Linked DNA regions of Homo sapiens: region 2 is linked to region 1. A link is a contact called in ENCODE Hi-C or POLR2A ChIA-PET data. All regions are on one chromosome and are shown on one strand. The core of a region is the stretch at or near the end of the contact, and the rest is flanking DNA. Distances in the headings are between cores, read along the strand shown.

Region 1 (5,762 bases), core at 1,386-3,885:
AGCCAATTCAAGACCAGAAAGAGAGACAGTTTAGAATAGAGGCTGAAAACAGGAGGCCCAAATCTGGCCTGCAGAGGTGTTTTGCTTGGCCTGCAAGTACTTTAAGAGTTTTGGATTTGAGGCCAATATTTTAAAATTGGAGATTCAACATAAAATGCAGTATTCTGTCTCCTCTTTGAAACACAGGAAGATCTGGCCACTAGAGCCTGCATTTCTGCATAGGAACAATCAGCTGGACCTGGGAAGCCACTTCAGGTGAGGCTTCAGCTCTCATTGCAGTCCTCACCAGATCCGCCTCACTCATTTCCAATGTCTGCCCTTCCCTGTCCAGATGAATTTGCAAACATCAGATGAAAAAAATGTTATTTTGTACTGTTGCACTCTCAGCGAACAGATCTCTTAAACCAGTAAGACTCATTGTCAGATAAAAGAATGGAAAAGGCACATGTTTTTCCAAAACTCGGGAGAAAAGCAAGACTATTAAGTTGTCTTAAAATTTTTGTTGTATCCATTGTTTTGAATGCTGGGTTGCTGAAGTTCCTATTTCCCAAAGCCAAGTTATCAGACAGGGCTTAAAATAAAATGCTTATTTTAATTTTCTCATTTGAAACAATTAGACCACATTGAAGGGGTTTAGTATAAGGCATCTGTCTCTGAGCATGTTTTCTTATCTGTGAAAATTTCCAGAAGGATGGGGCTGTTGGAAAGGGAGAAATAAAGTCAATTTCTCCAGCAGGCAGTGCAGGCACAGTGCCTGAGGCCACTGTACTTATGGGACACAAAAAAGTCTAAATTTTAACTTCTTTAAAATCAGAAGAAAATAAATATAATAATAAATGACGAATAATAACAACGAATCCAGGCTGGGCACAGTGGCTCACGCCTGCAATGCCAACACTTTGGGAAGCTGAGGTGGGAGGACTGCTAGAGCACAGGAGCTTAAAACCAGTCTGGGCAACACAGTGAGACCCCCCCATCTCTACAATAATTTTTTTTAATTAGCTGGGCATGATGGTGCCCAGCTGTAGTCCCAGCTACTCGGAAAGCTAAGGCAGGAAGATTACTTGAGCCCTGGAGGCAGAGGTTGTTGTGAGCCATGATTGCACCACTGCACTCCAGTCTGGGAAACAGAGTGAGACCCTGTCTCAAAGAAAAAAAAAAAATTTGCCAGCCATGGTGGTGCATTCCTGTAATCCCAACTACTCAGGAGACTGAGACTGAAGGATCACTTGAGCCAAAGAGGTCAAGGTTACAGTGAGCTATGATCATGTCAGTACACTTCAGCCTGGGTGACAGAGTGAGACCGTGTCTCTAAAAATAATAGTAATAATAACAACAATAATAAATCCAGCCTGGATTATATTCATTCTTATACCAATGCAGCCGCAAAATATAATATTTAATATTCTTATGGAAGAATTGGCTCAACAAAGCCAACGTACCTAGAGTCCATGGAAATCACAGCACGGAGCTGGAGGCAAATGCTGGTCTTCAGGCCAACAACCATGCCCACACTGTGGCCTGTTTGCGAGCAGCACAAGCTCATTTTACTGCAGACTCTCCTCCCCATCATGCCCCTGTGATGCTCTGTATGTGGCAAGTTCGTAACAAGACCCCTGCAAAGCACGTCGCACACTGACCTCAGTTTCAAAAAGATGGAGTGGATGCCATTCAGATGCTTCTGGAAATTTCCAAATAAAAATTTCCAAAAGTTTTAATCATCTATCATTGGACAACAGGTATTACTGCCACTGGATAGAGTCCGCTTCTCTGATTATTTTATGCCGTCCCTGAAGCATTCTCAATCCCTAATCTCAGTAGCTGATTTCAAGGCAAGGTTTTGCTTGACTTTAGCGTATACTGAAAATCACAAAGCCCGAGTACAGGCCATAATGAGAGTCTTCTCTTGTGGACTCCTAGAGTTGAGGGCAGACTGAGTTTTCTGTCTATTCAACTCAAAATCTCCCCTACAGCCAAAACATGTTATAGCATCCAGCTATCTTTTCAACTCCTCAACCTTCAGCACTTACTGTGTGCAATGCTCATATTAGTCATTGATATATTGCTTAGCGATGCCTTACTTGTTCTTGTTTTGTTATCTTATTTTTCCTTTATATATGGCTGGACTTCCTGCCCCTTGTAAAAATATGTATAATTTAAATGTCTTAATGGAAAAGATCTAGCATTATACATAAGTACTCAAAATTCCCCAGTACCTAGCAAAATGCCTTATACACAGTTTGTACTCAGTGGAGAGCTATTATCTGATTGGTACCTTTAAGGCCACAGGTACACAGACAGCTCTCAGCCTCATCTCTGCTACTGTGATGAGCCTGGTGGCCAATTCCCCCATGCTCTTCTTCTCCACTTAATTTTTAGGCAGGACATAATTGTTTCCTACACACACACACACACACACACACACACACACACACACACAGAGTCTTTCTCTCCCTCTCTCTCTTTTCTCCCAAATTCTATGAACAAAGACATATGCATCAAAAAGTCCCAAGGGCATTGTTGCTTTGAGAGTTCTATTTTTAAGCCACAAATGACTCATCACCAACCAGGGTCTCCCCAAAGCTACATGTGTCAGGCTGTCAGGTCAAAAGACAAGGGGTAAAAGACAAGGAAGAGTTCACATCTCCTCCAGCCCATGAACCCCATGATAAAGCTGTAAAAGCTGCCACCACTCCACACACCACACCACACCCCTACCACAGTTGTGTTAGGCACAAGCACTGCCCTTGTGTTTGGATTAAACTGTTCTGAGCTATAACATTTCGCTCCAGCTGGCTCCTATCCTGATCTCTCAGCAGTCTCTGAATGCATGTCAGCCTGTGACTATAGGGAAAGGCCCAGTGCCATGTGACAGGGAGGAGATGCAGCCCTCTTGCGGTATAAACTCAGGCTTGTTGTAGAGGACAGAAGTAACTAGTGGGCTAGTGGGTCTGAAAGGGAATGCATTTCTTCATTTGCCCTGAAACAATTATTCTTTTAAAAAGAATAAGAGAGGGCTGAGAGAGTGCCAGGTTGTCCAAAGCATTCTTTTTAAGTTTTGGAGAGTGGCGAGAAGGGAAGAAATAATTCATCCTAATTTTGGAAGGCAAAGTAGATAGGGATGTATAGACATAGTTATCAGATAGTGTTTCCACAGGGGAAACAAGTGAGCAATTGGGCAAAATGTCCTCAAAAGTTATGCATAACAAATTCCAAACAGGCCAAAACAATGTGTTCAGCTCTTCAATGCGTTCAGCCCTGTGTTACCCTTCCACAGTGGAGCTGAACTCTTAACTCTTACCCATCCCCAACTCCATGCTGAAACAGTACAAAAAAGAGAGGGAGACAGTGGGGAGGGAGAGAGAGAGATTAGTAGGAGGGTCATAAAATCAAGGAATTCAAGGCCTCTCACCAGTGAGGATGAAATAAACTAATCCCACGCAGCCACCTGGCTGGATTTGATCTTTTCCACCTGGGATTATCTTTGTTCTTTCCCATGGCCCTAAAGTTTCCCCCATGATAAGGGCCTAGAAGTCCAGAATTGGCATAAAAAGACAATATATACTTTGCTATTCAATGAGTAGGTTATCATGTCTTTGTTCATTTCTGTATTTAGTAGAAAGAACCCAGGAGATCAAGTAGAAAAGGACTGGGAGAGAAAAGTTCTATCTTCCAGCTCCAGCTCTGCCCCTGGCTGGTCGGATGACCTTGAGGAGGTCCCTCATCCTCATTCCTCAGGAAAGGATGCTGAGGCTCAGAGAACAGTGGCACCAGTTGGGATCCAATGCCTCTTTGACTCTAATACTATATTCTACAGTTGTCTTTTGTGGCAGACCTGAAAGGTTCAGCTCAGTCCTCCTGTCCTTTCCTAGCATAGTCCCTGATTTCCCCAATGAAAGCCAAAGATAAGCAGTTCCCTTAATGCTTCTAGATGCCATTGCCTACGATGCCTAGGTACCACTTGTGCAATGACAAATAAGCAAGGAAGACAAGATTTCCTCACCAATGTGGAAGGGAGAAGGAGGAAGGGTGCTAATGCTCTGAACTTTGACGTAAATGAAACCAATCTGTTTGACAACCAAAGAACAGATCCTGTCCCCAAAATCTACCTATATGGAGACAAGGACATATAAAGAAGTTGACTCTGTTCCTTGGCATACTCTCCACCTGTCTTCTCTACCAGGCTTTCACTCGATTCCTGAACAAATGGCAATATGGAAGGTCAGATGAGCTAGGAAGGCTGAGTTAGAGTTACTCTCATATCAGAGCACCAAGTGTTGCTATTAAAGGGTACATTCTGAAGGGAGACAAGACTTCCCATTGGAGTTATTTACAGCCTCTTTGCCCTGAAGGCATCTTCTCTTCCACCATCCCTGAGTGGGCTCGGCTCCTCTACCATCTGACATTCCATTCTTTCAACAGCTGCTGGCTCTCCTGTTGTGTTCCCTTCACAGATGTGCAGTGCCGTTCTGAACATCCTGCCCTTGAACTTTCCCTACCCATAATTTTCCAAACCAAAGCCTGGCAATAAAAATGTCAGTGAGGGATGGAGAAAACTGGGGGGAGTATTTTAAAAGGAAAAAAAAAAACAGGGAGGTGCTTTGCACACAGTGATTTGTGTTGACTTCTTCAACAAAGGTTAAATGCATGCCGTGACTTCTCAAAAAAGGGCATGAAGGCAGACAGCTGGAGCTAATTTTCCAGAACACTACCTAGAAAGGCTGTATTTCATAAAGGAACTGGTTACAGAGTAGGCTGGTGAGCTTCCTTTTCCATGTCACAGGCTGCCCATCTCATCATGCTGCAGGATGGGGTACACTAAAGGGGATAGTGAAAGCTGGTATACACAGTCCTTTACAGTTTAAAATGCGCTGTCATGAATGGGATGGGATCTGTGCTGTCCTCACAGCTCTCCCAGGTGCCTGTCTTGGGGCTGAGCACAGGAGAGGCAGTGGGTCTACACCTGTGCCTAGTCAGTTTGAACAAGGCTGGAGAAGGAAGCCAGATACTTTATGACATTTCAAAGACCTCCATCCTATGTGGCTCCATTCTTTGGGGCCAAATTTTCCTGAAGTCCATTAGTTTGATAATACCAACTCTCTGGGCATATAAACATTGCATAACATAATGCAAAACTATAACAAATCAACTAATTCTGTAACTCTCTAAAAGAGATAAAAGAATGTATCTCATGGGGAAACAGCATTTCTCATATCTATTTCAGTATGCCAAATCACAAGGACAGATTAGGTAAGGATAGGAAGGCCAAAGAGTCTTTCTACTTGGAAAGACACCCCTAGGTGGTGGAAGCTAATGAGGAACAATCAGCTCTCCTTGTTTTTTGTTCATTTGATCCTATCTCATTGCAAAATGCTGCCACTCCACTGAGATAACAGAGAAGCTGGTCTCATCAAGCCATTATTAGGAAGAACTGAATCAAGGCCCAAACAGACATCAGACAGCACCTGACCCAGGGCAGTGTCTTACATGGAAGGCCTGTGATAGGAGCCTCCTACGTACCCACAACTGCACACTTGGTTCTCAGGGTGAGAAATGGAGAAAGGGAGAACAAAAGAGAAAACAAGACCAGTGCATTGGCAGGATGAGGTGATGCAACTTCCCATTCTTGCAACATCTCATTAAACCCCATCAGTTACTTACACAATCTGGAAATTTACTTCTTGACACTTAGAAGAGAGATGGCTTTAGAATGAGCCATGCTGGAATCTAATCCTGGCTCTACTGCTTACTAGCTACATAGC
Region 2 (5,762 bases), core at 1,929-4,428, 320 kb after region 1:
ATGCTGGAAACTGAGCCATTTTAGGGGCTGCTTCAAGGGGAAACCCAGAGGGTTTCAGAGAAGGGATAAGGTAACAGGGACACTCACAGCACTTAGGGCAATGTCTATTTTAATCAGCAGGGAAGTTTTCCAATATGTTATCAATTTTGGCCACTGCAAACAGCCAAGATAAGACAGTGCTAAAGCTCTTAGTCGAAACTGAATTTTTGCATGTTTCGGGGCTGGAAAGAACTCTTGAGCCATATAGAATTCAACAGCCTCATTTTACCAATGAGGAAACCAAGGCTGCTATGCAAAGCATGGTGCCCAAGGTCAGAGAACTAGTAAATGACAGAGTCAAAATGAAAATCCAGGGTGCCCAGATGCCCAGATTGGTACTTAGGGTGTTTGGTGGTGGTGGTTTGTTTCTTCCCTATCTGTGCTGATTATATTCAATACACAGATGCTGATGTGCATGCACGGGGCCCAGCCCCCAGCTGCTGTGCCACACCCTGACAACCTCAGGATCTTCAGAGAGGCTCAGCTGCTCAAAGTTCCACCAGGGACCATACAAGCTTCATGGATATTCAGATTTTTTTTAGTAAGCACCTGAATTTTGTGTAACTGATTTCCACACCCATTGAAGGCGGCTTCTAAATTTAGAATTAACATCCAAAGCGGTCTGTTGCACAAATGTATACTTCCTCGCAAGCTGTTGTCAGAAACAGTAAAACTGACATCCATAAAACAGTTTCTTCATACCTTAATAATATTGAACTATAAAAATAGAGGATCTCAAGCAAACAAAGCTGTAACCATAATAACCTTTACAAAGTCTACTACCACAGTCAAGTACTGTCCAGATCTTTTTTTAATGAAAATGTAAAGGTGGCCCCAGCCTTATTCTCACATGACAATGCAATTCCCTAGGCCCAGCATTCCCTCTAGACACTTGTCACTGCCCAATCCAGAACTTTAGTAATTGATCATTTGGGGTAATAACCTGCACCTTATACAATAAAGCCACCTTTGCAGAAACTGCAGCTTCACTTTCATCACTTCCTCCTTTGCCTATTCCAATTAGTTGCTTAGATTCAGTTAGACACGTCTCCCCATACCAAGCACATTCAGTTGTGCCAGGAGGATGGAAGAAGTCTTTCTTTCAAGACATCTTAACAAAGTAGACATTGCAACGCAATAAAGTAGTGAGACTCATGGTTGATGCTTACACACAATCTTCCAACAGAATGCTTTATCATCCCTTGCCCAGAACAGATGGGGAAAAAATTACGCTATGCCCTGAAATTTTCCATTCTTGATCTCAGCCCAAAGGTGACTTTTTTATTTTTAAACTTGAGACTTGAGCAAAAAAAAAAAAGTTCAACTATTTTTGATTCATGCCCAGGCTAAAGAAACACATGGTAAGATTCTTTTTTTTTCCAAACCCGTAGGTAGCTCAAACAGCTAAGCTTCAAAAGCTCAAGCTTTCCAACTAGCACTAATAGTGTTCACAGAGGCAGCACCTCTGCAGTAATTGCAAGGCCAAAAATCAATAGCCGGGGTGAGAAGGAGCTGGGATTCCACTTTCTGGACACATTGTCCCCAGTACCTCTAAATACTTAAAAGAACCGCATAGAATTCTCAAATGTTTAAGCAGGATGGTTGGGCCTGAAGCTTTTCCTCCCTTCTGGGTGATAAGGCAACCCGTCCTCATCACCATTTTTTCATTACCCATCCTTTGATGCATTTCAGTCCTCTCGAGAGTCCAGGCTACCCAGAGAGAACTGACAGGTCTCCTGACTGCCCTCTGTCCCCAGAACTTGCTCTCTTCTACCCCGTCCCTCCCAGCCCTAGCCCCAACACTGACTCCTCTACTCCTTCTACCCTCCCTCCATCCTGCTATTCCCAGTCTCCATAGAGGAAAAAGGGAGTGTCATGCCTAGATGAAAAGATTTGGGGTTCAAGTCACCCCATGTACCTCCCTGGTTCCAACGAACCTCCGGAATTCTAGCCACAGATCCCCCTCTTGCCCTCTCATCCTCCCCTAACACATCCCTACACATTGCAGGCCCAGGGGGGAGTCCACAAAATGGGACTCCATGCATCCATCCTTCTGTGGGGCCGCGTAGCACACCCACGGCAAGACTCCAGTCCCTGGTCCCGGCTCTGCCACTTATGAACTGTGTGCCCATAAGCAAGTCGTCTCTTGCTCTGCAGACTGGGGCTTATCACATTTGTCCCACCTGTCCCAGAGAGCTGTTATGCAAAGTAAGGGGAATCACAGATGTGAACAGGCTTCAGAATCAGAGCTCAATATAAATGTACCTCCTTATTATTAGGCACATGGCACAGTGCCAGGCAGTGTGGTATGTTCCTTGGGGCTAAAGTCCAAGAGATATTGGCAATAAAAGAAAGTGAATTATACCGGGCAGAAAACAAGGAACAAAAAGAGAAGAACAGAGATGAGGATTCACCAGCCTCCAGAGAAGAGTGAATTCACAGTGACAGTGCAATCAATAAAGGCTTCCTGCAAGAGGAAGGCTTTGTATGCAGCCTGAAGTGGCTCTCACCACGCTGATCAAAGGTGATTTCATGGCCAGGCATGGTGGCTCATGCCTGTAACACGAGCACTTTGGGAGGCCGAGGCGGACAGATCACTTGAGGTCAGGAGTTCAAGACCAGCCTGGGCAATATGGTGAAACCCCATCTCTACTAAAAATACAAAAATTAGCCAGGTATTTTTTTTACAGGTGGCACATGCCTGTAATCCCAACTACTCTGGAGGCTGAGACAGAAGAATCACTTGAACCTGGGAGGCAAAGATTGAAGTGAACCAAGATCACACCACTGTACTCCAGCCTGGGCAACAGAGCAAGACTCTGTCTCAAAAATAAATTTAAATTTAAATGTAAAAAAGGTGATTTCATGCATGCCCCTTCCCAAGACCAAGCGCTCTTTGAGGGCAGGTGACATGTCTTTATGTCTCAGCCTTCGCAGCTTCCTCCTGGCATCTAGGTGAAAGAAAGAATGAATGGAGCCTTGAACTAACCAGGAACTCAACTAAGTGGAAAAGAGGAGAGACTCCCAGATAGCAGAGGGAAGACAAGCTGGGGTCAGAGGGCGGACTCTTTGGCTTAGGAGTAGAGGAGTTCAGAAGTTCAGGCTTCTGATCACAAAGGGAGGTAAAAGGAGTTCAGAGGAGTCAGTGACATCATGAAATCAGTATTTGGGGAGCTTAATTGGGCAGCTGCATGCAGGATATGCAGCAGGGGGTGAAGGAAAGCTGGCAGAGTGGCCAGGAGGCAAGGGCAATGAGTCAGGCAGACGGTGAGAAGGGAAGCCACTGCCTCTCGGCCAAATCGCCCTCTGGGAGCACCCATCTCTGTCCCAGTGGAAGCCCCATCAAGGGCCACTCTCAGTGACTGTCCTCTTTAGGCTGGACCTTAAGTGTCCCCTAGTCCTCCTGCCTTGCACCCAGCACTGGCCTCCTGCAAGTGGTTACCTTCCCCTTGTGAATCCCTCCAGGCTCAGGGATTCCAGGGATTCCAGGGATTCCCTCCCATTCCCGTTTTAGAGGACAACGCGGATGGTAAGCACTCCCTTAAAGGAAGCACAGTGATGCAGCAGCGGGCGGGGAAACAGGGAGAGAGCTTTTACTTCTGAGCACATTTTCCCAAATTGCTATCTTTTCAACACTTTTATAAGGTAGTATGTTAATATGACAGTTAAGATGATGATAAAAAGAAGGTAGAGGAAAAAAATGTGGAAGACAGGACCAGTGCATTCAACACACAGCTCAGACATGATTGAGAAACAGATCCTGGTGCTGAAGAGCTGGGGACAGGAGCCTGGTGATGGGCAGCCTCGGTTCCAGGGCAGGCCCTGCCACCAACGCACTGTGTGACCTTAAGCAGCTGTGCTCTTCCCAGTCACTCTCTTCCACCTGTAAAATGATGTCAGAGATAGTTCCCACCCAAGAGGGTAGTTGTAAGAAGGAAATGAGTTGATCTGGTGCAGTGCTTAGTACTTGGCACAAGATAAGTGGTTAGTAACTGGTATCTGTGATGGGCACCAGGCTAGCAGTTACTGCCTCTAACATCTGGAGACGCAAACCCTAGCACTGCAGCTATCCCACAGGAGGTGTCAAATGTGAGCCTCCCACCCCATCCCCCTGAGATCCCCACATGAATGCACCTCCCCACAGCCCTAACGCTCTCACCAGGGACACACAGAACAAGCCAGTGCCTCCTCGCTTTACAGACCATCAGAAATGCAAAGGCAGTTGCTGTGCCTCCACGGAATATTCTCTCCCCTAAAATCTTCATGTTTTTCTCTCCTCTTATTTCTCTTCTATTCACCTACTGCACAAACAAGATCAGGCAGCAGTGATAGGCAAGGAAAGATGGAAATATTCTTTAAGTGGAATAGCAAAAATAGGCTTTGGAAATTAATGCCTAGAAATTTACCCTGTGGGCTCTCTGGAGACCAACCCAAATGAAATCCCATTGACAGAAAGCTGCAGCCCTCTGGGGAATGTCCCCCCATCCCATCCCCCAGGATCCTTGGTCCAGGAAACATGGAAGTTGGCTTCTGATCTCCCTGGTCTCCCAGGGATCCTGCTCGGGGCACCACCTGAAAAGTCCCTCGGCAGAAGCACTTCTCGCCATGCGTGAATGCTGTGGAAAGCATCTGAACATGAAGTTTCCAATTACTGCTGGCATTTCTGGAGTGTCCTGATGCTGGCTGCAGCTGTCCCACGGAAGGCCAGTGATGTCATCAGCAAGCCTGACAGCACTGAGTTCCAAGGCTGGCTGGGAAGAAAGGTTCCCTGCAGGCTGAGCCCCCATCACTGGAGAGGGAGGAACCTGCCATTTCCCCCGCAAAGGTGGGCACTACTCAGGTTTGCTGCTTCCCTTCCTGGGTAGAATTCCATTGCCATAACTTGGACTCACACCAGGAAAGGTTCAGAAGCTGCACCAATGTCCAGGATGATTCCATCTGACTGCTTCTGAAAACTTACTATGTGTCCAGAGTTGTTCCGGGTGGAGGCAAGCCCAGGTGAGACCTACTTTCCAAATGTTCATGTACTCACTTCGTGGCATGAAAACAAAATGGTCTTGCATTCTTCGGCTACAGAGAGACAATAAGGGAAGTAAAAAAGGGAAAGAGAGAAACGGAGAAAAAGCAAAAGAAGGAAAAGGTGGGAAGGAAATGAAAAGAGGAAAAGAGAGAGAGGGGAAGGGAAGGAAGGAGGGAGAAAAGGAGGGAAGAAGTTTTTGTCCTGTGGCTAGTTTTACCTTGAACCTCCCTACTCAAGACCTTCCCAGTTCCTCTCTCCTCCTCTCCCTTGCTCAGGGAGCTCAGGCCCTGGGGGAGCCCTGGCAGATACCGTCCTCTAGAAGAGCTGACCAAGGAGACAGAGCACGGGATGCCTGCAGAGCGATGTAACAGATTGGGCCCTGAGCCCTACAGTAGAGTTCAAGCTCAACGCAATGTTCAGATTTCCCAAGGCGGGGGATTAGATTAATTGGAATTTGCAGGCTGTGCCCAACCAAGATCCATATCTGTCACCATGTTAACCACATTCAGGCCCCTCTTAAAATCAGAACCCCGCCATCCATCACCACCCCGGTGGAGAGGCACGGCCAGAGCCTCGCAGTCCAAGACTGACCTTCTGGCTGGCAGCCTACCTTTTAGCCGCCAGCCTCCTCCATGGGCTTCCAGATAAGCGTGTGTAACTCTTGAGCAAATCCTAGCCCCTGGAGGAACTACCGGCAGTTATG

The links. Hi-C counts contacts between places; a loop is a spot of excess contacts on that map. ChIA-PET counts read pairs that join two places held with the same protein, here RNA polymerase II (POLR2A). Pooled maps may share reads with other maps.
Region 2: a map of sigmoid colon shows a loop between it and region 1 (2.9-fold over the local background). The contact joins two enhancer-like sites. A Hi-C loop is called at or near these places in 1 of 168 maps with a recorded cell type or tissue (sigmoid colon) and 3 of 50 pooled maps. POLR2A ChIA-PET finds 5 or more read pairs at or near these places in 2 of 52 experiments (GM12878 and WTC11).

Annotation. Positions count from the first base shown.
Region 1 is chr10:77,240,501-77,246,262 of GRCh38, forward strand. The region is part of intron 3 of KCNMA1 (potassium calcium-activated channel subfamily M alpha 1); the gene reads right to left. Among named protein-coding and RNA genes, the nearest start is that of KCNMA1-AS2, 100 kb to the left of the region's middle. Within about 2 kb of position 2,636, at least 9 of the 41 ENCODE cell types and tissues checked have a DNase peak (open chromatin) inside an H3K27ac peak, as active enhancers do.
Region 2 is chr10:77,561,718-77,567,479 of GRCh38, forward strand. The region is part of intron 1 of KCNMA1 (potassium calcium-activated channel subfamily M alpha 1); the gene reads right to left. Among named protein-coding and RNA genes, the nearest start is that of KCNMA1, 73 kb to the right of the region's middle. RefSeq lists enhancers at 2,551-3,407, 3,408-4,262 and a silencer at 3,374-3,668. Within about 2 kb of position 3,179, at least 4 of the 41 ENCODE cell types and tissues checked have a DNase peak (open chromatin) inside an H3K27ac peak, as active enhancers do.